2 separate regions of the Homo sapiens genome follow, and region 1 is linked to region 2. Evidence: chromatin loops called from intact Hi-C (ENCODE). Cell type or tissue: heart left ventricle. All regions are shown on one strand. Each heading gives the region's core, and the rest is flanking DNA. Links, peaks and the distances in the headings are about the cores only. Region 1 overlaps SDC4 (syndecan 4). Region 2 overlaps LOC105372631 (a long non-coding RNA gene).

Region 1 (5,378 bases), core at 223-5,222, 110 kb after region 2:
GCGGCTGTTTAAAGTTAAGCCAATTAAAATCACATAAGATTAAAAATTCCTTCCTCAGTTGCACTAACCACGTTTCTAGAGGCGTCACTGTATGTAGTTCATGGCTACTGTACTGACAGCGAGAGCATGTCCATCTGTTGGACAGCACTATTCTAGAGAACTAAACTGGCTTAACGAGTCACAGCCTCAGCTGTGCTGGGACGACCCTTGTCTCCCTGGGTAGGGGGGGGGGAATGGGGGAGGGCTGATGAGGCCCCAGCTGGGGCCTGTTGTCTGGGACCCTCCCTCTCCTGAGAGGGGAGGCCTGGTGGCTTAGCCTGGGCAGGTCGTGTCTCCTCCTGACCCCAGTGGCTGCGGTGAGGGGAACCACCCTCCCTTGCTGCACCAGTGGCCATTAGCTCCCGTCACCACTGCAACCCAGGGTCCCAGCTGGCTGGGTCCTCTTCTGCCCCCAGTGCCCTTCCCCTTGGGCTGTGTTGGAGTGAGCACCTCCTCTGTAGGCACCTCTCACACTGTTGTCTGTTACTGATTTTTTTTGATAAAAAGATAATAAAACCTGGTACTTTCTAAACTGCTTGCCTCTGTCATTTTCGTTCATAACAAGTCATCCTTTTTGGGCTCTGTATCCCCTTGATCTCAGTGGAGCATGAAGAAACTCCCCGGACCAAATCCCCTACGGGGTGCCAGACATGCCGGGGGTGGGCAGAGGGTGGGGGCAGAGAGGTAAGAAGGCAGGAAGGGGCCTAGAGAAGAGGGAAGACTTCAGAACATGCACCCTGATGGCCTATGCAGCATATCACCCCTACTTCAAGGTTTTGTTTAGGTGGCACTGTGTTTAAATAGCAAACACAAAAATCTTTGCGTCAGTTGCCATCCATAGAAATCAGGAGGTTTCTCATAAAAATCCAGATTTCTCACTTTTCTTGGGAAAAAGAAATAAAAAAAATTGGCAACTGTCAGCCTGCATGGCAACAAGAGAGCTGCTGAGCGGCAGGCACCCATCTAGATGTGGGCTCTCCGCACCACTGTCTCCGCCTGCTTCACTCAGGCCACTGCTGCAGCCAGGCTGGCTGGCAGTCTCCGGAAATAGCATGGGCCATCTTTCTTGACCACTATAACAACCCTGTGAGGTGGGTAAGATCCTTGTTACCAAGAGGGCAACCTGCCCCTAGTGTGTCTGGAGAGTCGAACCTTAATTTCAGGTCCTTGGACATTGGTGATCTTCCTTTGGCACCATGTTGCCCAGTACTTTGCTGGGGTTGGGGAAAGGACGCAAACAGGAATTGGTGGTAGTTGGAGCAAACCCTCCCATACACACCATGTGGCCAGGAACCCATTCTTAGGGCTTTATACCAGATCCCATTTAATTGTCAGATCTCCACAGAGTAGGTGCTATTAGTAACCCCATTTGACAGATAGGGAAACTGCATCTAAGAGGTTAAATACCTTGCTCAAAGCTACACAGCTTACCAGTTGTAGAGGTGAGATTTGAACCCCGGCAGTCGGGCTCTAGAGTGCTAACAACTGCACTGCCTATCAAGGGGTTTATATCACCCAAGGCTCCCTCACTGGGGGCTGTTCATGCCCCTGCAAACCCCCTCTGAACCAGTGATTCTGGTCTTAAATCTCGTGGCAGCTTAAATCTCTCCTGAGACTTTGCCACACTGTTTTTCTGAGTCCCATGAGGTTGAGTGGGTCTCTGTTCTCCTAACTTGTGTCTTGTAGAAGGCCCTCACATCTGTTAGATCTGTGCTGACCACTATGGTAGCCACTGGGAACTGTGGCTATATTATAAATTTAAATTAATTATAATTGTAAAAATAAAAATTCTGCTTCTTAGTTGCACTAGCCTTGTTTTAAGTGCTCAACAGCCACATGTGGCTAGTGGCTACTGTATCAGGTGGTGCAGACACAGAACATTTCCAGTTGTAGAAATTCCTGTTAGGGCTGCTTTGGATGGTGTGAGACTGAGTCAGGACCTCTGGGTTTGGGTTTCAGCTTTTACCAGCTGTTACCTTGTGATCCAACAGCCTATAGGGAGGCAAGTCAGAGCTTAGCACACAATAAGTGCTCAATATATGGTGTTCTCATCATCAGTGCCATCTTTTTGGGTAAAGTATTAGTTTAAGAAGACCCCCCCAGGAGATTGAGACGATCCTGGCTAACACGGTGAAACTCCATCTCTACTAAAAGTACAAAAAAAATTAGCCGGGCGTGGCGGCGGGTGTCTGTAGTCCCAGCTACTCGGGAGGCTGAGGCAGGAGAATGGCGTGAAGCGGGGAGGCGGAGCTTGCAGTGAGCCGAGATCGTGCCACTGCACTCCAACCTGGGCGACAGAGCGAGACTCCATCTCAAAAAGAAAAAAAAAAAAAGAAGACCCCCATATTATCTATTGATATTTAAAATTACCCCCAAACTTAGGGGCTTATAACAACATAAATATTATCTCACATTGTTTCTGTGAGTCAGAAGTCAGGAGCATTAGCTGGGCGATTCTGGCTCCATCTTGTGAGGTTGCAGTCGACGTTGGCCAGGTCTTGCTGTCATCTGAAAGCTTGACTGGGCTGGAGGATCCACTTCCAAGATGGCTCAGTTACATTTCTGACAACTTGGTGCTGGCTATTTTGGCAGGAGGCCTCAGTTCCTCATTGCGTGGACCCACATAGAGCTGATTGACAGTCCTCGTGATGCGGCAGCTGGTTTCTCTCAGAACAAGCGATCCAAGAGAGCCACCAAGTGGAAGCTACAGTGACTTTTATGACTTAGCTTGGAAGTCACCCACTATCTCTTCCATAATATTGCATGGGTCACATGGGTCAGCCCTATTCATTGTGACAGGAGACCACCCAGGGGCAGGAGCACCTGGATACAAGACTCATTGGAAGCCATCCTAAATGCTGGCAGACATAGCCCCATCAGTGGTCAACCTCGACTAGGGCTTTATCTGTCTGGAGAGCCAACTCTGGTTATTTCTGATAATATATAATATTTCTGAGAATTGGGCAGTGGATGCAAAATGGATTTTGGACACTATTGGTCCACTTTTTGTTTTTTAATTTTTTGAGGTGGAGTCTCACTCTGTCGCCCAGGCTGGAGTGCCATGGTATGATCTCAGCTCACTGCTATCTCTGCCTCCCAGGTTCAAGTGATTCTCCTGCCTCAGCCTCCCAAGTAGCTGAGATTACAGGCATGTGCCACAATGCCTGGCTAATTTTTGTATTTTTAGTAGAGACAGGGTTTCACCATGTTGTCCAGGCTGGTCTCAAACTCCTGATCTCATGCGATCCGCCCACCTCGGCCTCCCAAAGTGTTGGGATTACAGGCATGAGCCACCACACCCGGCCAAAATGTAGGCACAGGTTTAACTAGTTTTCTGTTTGTTTCCAACCTCGATTAAACTCACTAAATTTAGGGGGAAAATCTCGTGTTTTGGCCCGGTCTCAAACTGGTGACCTTTCATGTGTGAGGCGAATGTGATAACCACTACATTACAGAAGCCAGGCATGGGCCCACTTTTTGTTCATGATCTTGCCAATCTTCAGAGGTAGCAAAACCATGGGACAATGCCTGCATGGGGTGTGGGAAGGCCTACAAGTGAAACACATCTCCCCTACTTATGATTTGCTATGTTGTTTGGGGAGTAGACAGAATTCTAAGATGGCCTGCAAGATTTCTGCCCTATATATACAACCTGTATAATTCTCTCTCCTTGAGGACCTGTAAATATGATGGGATGCCACAAGGTTTATGATTAGTTTACATTAGATAGCAAAGGTGAAAGTGCCCATCTGGTGGCAAGCAGCCAGCTGTAGTGGGGGTTTATCACTTTGCCCTCTAAATGCATTATTGTGCCACTGCTACCCTGCCTGCCTTTGTCCCTTAGGGTCTGGAACAGGGCCAAGCCTGTCTAGGAGGCTGTTCTGAGCTGGTCTGTGGCAAAACCTTATAGATGGTTTTGTTTGTTTGTTTTTCTTTTTTTAGACAGTCTCGCTCTGTTGCCCAGGCTGGAGTGCAGTGGCACAATCTCGGCTCACTGCAACCTCTGCCTCCTAGGTGCAAGCGATTCTTGTGCCTCAGCCACCCAAGTAGCTGGGACTACAGGTGCACGCCACCACGTCTGGCTACATTTTGTATTTTTTATTTTTTGAGACAGAGTCTTGTTGTCACCCAAGCTGGAGTGCAGTGGCGTGATCTCAGCTCACTGCAACTTTCGCCTCCTGGGTTCAAGCGATTCTTCTGTCCCAGTCTCCCAAGTAGCTGGGATTACAGGTGTGAGCCACCGTGCCCAGCCTATTTTTGTATTTTTAGTAGAGACGGGGTTTTACCATGTTGGCCAGGCTGGTCTGGAACTCCTGACCTCAAGTGATCTGAAGTGATCTGCCTGGCTCGGCCTCCCAAAGTGCTAGGATTACAAGTGTGAGCCACCATGCCTGGCCACAACCTTATAGATGTATTATGGGTTTCACTTCCCTTAAAACCACTTCCTCTTTCCCTTGCCATCTTCACAGGTCTGTGCCCTACCCAGGGGGAAGCTGTCAGAGAATTTTACCTATGCTGTGGTTATAACTTAATAGAAGTTAAAAAAAAAAAAGAAAGAAAGAAAGAGAGAGAAACCCCAAGGTCGGTACTTACTGGGGAACTAGCTTGTTAATAATGGTGGAACACCAGGCAGCATGAGAGCTGGTAAATTGGAGATTTGGGCCTTATCCTCACTACATGCCCCATCCCCACCCTCTGCAACACACATGTCACCTACACACAGCAGCGTGGTAGAATGAGAATGAAGAGAAACTCAGAGCCCCAGATTTAGTGGTAGGAGTGCAGGATTTGAATCAATTGTAGGCTTTGCCATCTGCTGTGACCTTAGCCTCCTCTCTTGGAGCCTCAGTTTCCCCATCTATAAAATGAGGAGGAAATACTGACTAGGGCCATGATTCTTAACCCTGGCTGCTCACTAGATTCACATGGGAGGGTTTCAAACAATACAGATGCCTGAGCTCCACACTCAGAGATGTTAATAGAATTGTTCCATGGCGTGGCCGGTATATTATTAGTATTATTTTTTTTTTTGAGACGGAGTTTCACTCTGCTGGAGAGACCCTAGGCTGGAGTGCAGTGGCGTGATCTCAGTTCGCTGCAGCCTCTGCCTCCTGGGTTCAAGCAATTCTCCTGCCTCAGCCTCCTGAGTAGCTGGGATTACAGGCACACGCCACCACGCCTGGCTAATGTTTTGAATTTTTAGTAGAGACAGGGTTTCACCATGTTGGCCAGGCTGGTCTCAAACTCCTGACCTCAGGTGATCCACCCACCTCGACCTCCCAAAGTGCTGGGATTACAGGCGTGAGCCACTGCGCCCGGCCCGGTATATTAATTTTTAT
Region 2 (5,378 bases), core at 116-5,115:
AGGATGCTTGTATAGTTTTAGCAGCAGGGCATCTGCAGTGAAAAACAGATCCGGCCCAGTGAGATGACAAATGAGGGAGATTGACATCTCTGGTGTTCAGAATACCATGATTTGGGCTTCCTTGAAAGTAAAACAAGGAGAGATAATAACATTAATGTTTTGACAATCAAAGGGTATTTGTGGGCCGGTGGCTCACGTCTGTAATTCCAGCACTTCAGGAGGCCGAGGCAGGTGGATCACTTGAGGTCAGGAGTTCAAGACCAGCCTGGCCAACATGGTGAAACCCTGTCTCTACTAAAAATACAAAAATTAGCTGGACATGGTGGCAGGCATCTGTAATCCCAGCTACTTGGGAGGCTGAGGCAGGAGAATCGCTTGAACCCAAGAGGCGGAGGTTGCAGAGAGCCGAGATCGCACCATTGCACTCCAGCCTGGGCAACAAGAGCAAAACTCCATCTGAAAAAAAAAAAAAAAGAACCTATTCCATCCATTAGGGCACCAACTAAAGATATGAAGAAAAATTATAATCTGGTACTCTCCAGAGGATTATTGTAGCCAAGAAATAATGCATGATTCAATCTGCACTCAAAAAAAAATTGAGGGCTAAAATCTAGTATCAAATGTTACACTTTTCCTTTGAAACAATTTCTCTTTCTCTAGCCCCTTTTTATCTATTAAAGAGAAATTACAGTAAGACTAATTTGTGTGCAAAGTGAGTTTTAGTCTTATATACTTGACCTGATTATTGCATAAAATGCAGCAGGGAATGATTGGCTATATAGGCCCCTTTTTAGTTGCTTTGCTGGAACTTTACCTGAAAACATGCTATAGCTAATTTTTGTACAATACCCATTTTCATAAGATATTTAGGTAAAGGGGTTGCAAGTACCTTACATAAAGCCTTTTTAAACATCTTAAATTTCATAATTCTATTAACCTGTATGTTTTATGTTCTGGTCCTAGGAACTTTTTTTTCCTACCTCCAGACCATTTTACCTTTTCTGGTTCCCAGCAGGGAGTGGCATCTGTAAGACCCATGACGGATGACAAGTTGAGAAGCCTTCTCAAACAGTTGTATGATTCTGTGGGAGGGGCACCCATGTAAAAGGGGCCCCCTAAACCCCCAGATTTACCATGACCTGGGTAATAGGCATATTCAGTGGGAGGATATCCCCGTCATCATACAGCCAGTCCCACACGGCTCTCATATTTATCTGAATAAACGCCACTGTAAGATCTGTTTGCCTTGAGAAGGGAACTGCCCAACTCTCCCTGTAAAATGCCAAGTGGAGCCCCCCCGATGAAGCGGTTGATATGCTTCTCATAATTCCGGAGAATTCCTGAGAACTCTCGAGAATAAGCTCCTGTGCGTTTAGCTCACATACACTCATCAGTGATCGCCCTATAGGGAACTGTGGGTCCTGCATCAACTCAAACGAGCTCTTAAATTTTGTAGCATTTAAAATTAAGGATTTTTGTCTTTAAAGTAGTGATTTTTACAATAAATTACCCAAAAGGCTTCTCAAGAAGCTGATGATACCAATATACAAAATGGAACAATTCCTTTATATTATTCCTTGTAGCTATAGTAGGTACTTGGTTTTGCCCTTCCCCCACATCGACTGTCTTCTTGGTAACCACAGGTCTCAGAGTTAACTTGGATGTAGGAATTGGAGGAAGCCAGAGGGGTAGCGGGAAATCAGGCATGAAGAGCCCCAGGCCTCACCTGCGCCCCTCTCTCTTGAGCCCAGGATTAATTTCAGACAGCAGAGACCGAACCCCCTTTGCCTATCATATCCCTGGGAGCCACCACTGAATCAGCCACCACTGCACTTGGAAAGGGTAGGACTCATGCCAAAGATGGGACACCATGCCGACATTATCTTGAGGCCCAAGCCTACATTATCTTGTGGCAGAGACAAGACCACCACAGTTTCATGGTCCCACGCAACATGGCACCTGGTGAGCCCCAGAAAGGCACCACACATAGAGCTTCAGAAGCTGCCATTCCCACGTCTGACCACGCGGGGGCGACGAACCCTCAGATTGGGCCGCGCCCTTAGGCGGAGCTGCCCTGATCCCAGACCCAGGGGAGCCGTGAAAACCCACTGGGCGTCCCAGGGCAGCGCTGCCCTGAGAGCTGCAAACCGAAAGTATCTGCCCCCGGGCCAGAGCGCTCGGGGCCTGGTCGTGTTACGCAGCTGGAAAGCTTGGACCCTTCGGCGGCGTGGGATAAGGCGAGTTTGCCGGCAGAGCCAGCAGCTCGCCCCCGCCTGAAATTCCAATTCGCAGGGACGGGGATGGTGACACCTGAGGCAATTCCTCGGCTACAAAGCATCATGTCTCATCTTCTTGAGCCAGTTTCTTCTTCTGTAAAAGGGAAATGGTACTGGCATTCATAAGATTTTGCAGGATCAAAGCAGAAAATCATTAGGAAAACACTTTGCAAACTGTAGAGAACATTGCAAATGTTATATATCAGGGTTTTTAAGAAAACTTTTAAATATTCTCTATTTGGAGAAAGAGGTAGGAAAATTCTGGAGATATAGTAACGAACAAAATGTACCATATGTCTGGCAAAATCTGTACCAGGTATCTGGCAAAATCTGTCCCTGTGTTTCTTTTTGAAATTGACTTGAATTTTATTTCCATTCTTAGCTGTTTAATATTTTGCTTAATTTTGAAATTGCTCATTCTTCATGCTACAGCCAGTGTGATCTTTTAAAGAAGGAAATATGATCTACAACTACATGTAATGAACGGATGAACATCATAAACATAGCGTTGAGTTAAAAACCCAGATAGAAAACAGCACCTGCTGGATGACCGCGTTTACATGGAAAGTACAAAAACAGGCAAATAGTTGGAAGTCAAGATAGTGGTTACTCTAGGGGAATGAGTGGAAGGGGTGCTTTTAGGATGCTGGTAATGTTCTATAAAATTCACTGGGTTATACATTTCTGCACTTTTTTCTGGATACATTATATCACACCTCAGTGAAAAGTAAATACTGTATGGGGGAAGGAAGTGAATGAAGCTGATCGTGTCTCCACCCGCCTAAAAGCGTTCAGTAGATTCTGATTCTTGTGAATGTGAAATCTGTCCTCCTTTACCAGGTCCACCTGGTGCCCCTGGCTTCATCACCAATGGGCTTACCATGGCCACACGGGTCCTCTTTCAGGCCCTTGTGTCACTCTCTCCCATGCTGACCAGCTCTGGCCACAAAGCTGCCTCTTCCATCACTGGGAGCTCTTCCCCACCTCGGAGCTGTTCCCGTCACCTGGATTGTCTTCCCTCCACATTCCTGCCACCTCCTTCTGCTCAGCCTAAAGGTCACTTTCTCACAGAAGCTGTCCCTGAGCCTCAATCTAAATTGCATCCCCACAAGGACACAAAGATGTGAGCAATAAACACTAAGGATTCCAGAAGGGGGGATGGAGGAGAGCAAAAGTTGAAAAACTACCTGTTGGGTACTATATTCACTGCTTGGGCGACGGGATCGTTGGAAGCCCAAACCTCAGCATCATGCAATACACCCGTGCAACAAACCTGCACACGTACTTTCTGAATCTAAAAGAATTTCTAAAATAAAATAAATTGTACCCCCTTAGTTCTTTCTGAGCACCCTCTTTTTATCTTCATAACACCATCATTTGTATTTATGGAATGATTATGCATCATTATTTGGTAAATGACCTCACCAGCTAGACTCTAAATCAAAAAGGGCTGGGGCTGTATCTGACATATTCTCAGTTGTATCAGCAGCACCTAGCACGGCATCTAACATAAATGATACTTATTTGTGGTTTGGCTTAATACAAAAAAAAAAAAAAAAACTTTGGGAGGGGAGGGAATTCAATCAACAGACAAAAAATAATGCTATGTAGGGGAAAGAGAAACAAAATGTTCACAGGTATTGTATTAGTGTTGTAAGAACATGGGCGTTCTTTTTCTTTCTTTAATATCACCTATTTAATCTCTTATGTTCTTTTTATGATTAAGAAAATAAAAAACCTTACAAATATTTTTGTACTATTTAAAATTAAGTTTTCATTTAAAACATAGACTTCTGGGTGTATTAGTCCATTCTCCCACTGCTATAAAGAACTACCTGACACCAGGAGTGGTGGCTCACGCCTGTAATCTCAGCGCTTTGGGAGGCCGAGGAGGGCAGATCACCTGAGGTCGGGTGTTCGAGACCAGCCTGACCAACATGGAAAAACCCCACATCTACTAAAAATACAAAATTAGCTGGGTGTGGTGGCACATGCCTGTAATCCCAGCTACTCTGGAGGCTGAAGCAAGAGAATCACTTGAGCCCGGGAGTTAGAGGTTGCAGTGAGCTGAGATCGCGCCATTACACTTCAGCCTGAGCAACAAGAGTGAAACTGTGTCTCAAAAAAAAACACAAAAAAACAAAACAAACAAACAAAAAATGGCCGGGTGCAGTGGCTCATGCCTGTAATCCCAGCACTTTGGGAGACCGGGGCGGGCGGATCACCTGAGGTCGGGAGTTCAAGATCAGCCTGACCAACATGGAGAAACCCTGTCTCTACTAAAAAAAAAAATACAAAACTAGCCAGGGTGGTGGTGCATGCCTGTAATCCCAGCTACTTGGGAGGGTGAGGCAGGAGAATCGCTTGAACCCGGGAGGCGGAGGTTGCGGTGAGCTGAGATCGCGCCATTGCACTCCAGCCTGGGCAACAACAGCAAAACTCCGTCTCAAAAAAAAAACAACTACCCGAGACTGGGTAATTTATAAAGAAGAGGTTTAATTGGCTCACGGTTCTGCCAGCTGTACAGGTAGCATAGCTGGGGAGGCCTCAAGAAACTTTCAATCATGGTGGAAGGCAAAGGGGAAGCAGACATGTCTTACATGGCAGGAGTGGGCGAAAGAGAGAGGGGGGAGGTGCCACACACTTTTAAACAACCAAGTATCATGAGATCTCACTATCAGGAGAACAGAAAGGGGGAAATCCACCCCCATGATCCAACCAGCTCCCACCAGGCCCCACCTCCAATATTGGGGATTACAATTTGACATGAGATTTGGGTGGCAACACAAATCCAAACCATATCACTGAGTAAAGTGCAGATGGCAGGATAGTTTCACAATAGAATGTTCATTCTCTGGTTTCTATTGAATTGGATAGGAGAAAAAAAAAAAACAGGTAAAAAAAAAAAAATCAGCAGCAGTAAACCACCATGGGAAACAGTAGAACCTCATTCCATAAACTTCAAAAAGCAGTAGCAACAGAAAAATATAGAATATCTTGATGTGTTTCGTCATGGTCCTATCCCCAACTGCTCTGTTCCAGAAGAGGTGCAGGAGAAAGAGGAAATAATACAAAAGTCCTGAAAATTCTCACCAGTTGTTC

What was found. A loop is a pair of places that touch in the nucleus more often than their neighbours do. Peaks named below come from ENCODE experiments on the same cell type or tissue, not always from the same donor. Only the 100,000 strongest peaks of a DNase experiment are listed, where the experiment ranks them.
Region 1: it touches region 2 in a loop (6-fold over the local background); 104 of 110 quality-filtered maps call a loop at or near these places.

Annotation. Positions count from the first base shown.
Region 1 is chr20:45,320,481-45,325,858 of GRCh38, reverse strand. It overlaps SDC4 (syndecan 4), which reads left to right. Exons shown (of 5, transcript NM_002999.4): 5 at 1-571. It also overlaps the pseudogene TRV-CAC14-1. Among named protein-coding and RNA genes, the nearest start is that of MATN4, 15 kb to the right of the region's middle. RefSeq lists an enhancer at 4,529-4,578. In heart left ventricle, for the core only: a CTCF peak has its summit at 2,731 (motif pointing left); a DNase peak (open chromatin) is centred at 2,658.
Region 2 is chr20:45,433,710-45,439,087 of GRCh38, reverse strand. The region is part of intron 2 of LOC105372631 (a long non-coding RNA gene); the gene reads right to left. Among named protein-coding and RNA genes, the nearest start is that of MIR6812, 11 kb to the right of the region's middle. In heart left ventricle, for the core only: a CTCF peak has its summit at 2,029 (motif pointing right); a DNase peak (open chromatin) is centred at 2,067; H3K4me3 peaks cover 749 bases; H3K27ac peaks cover 399 bases.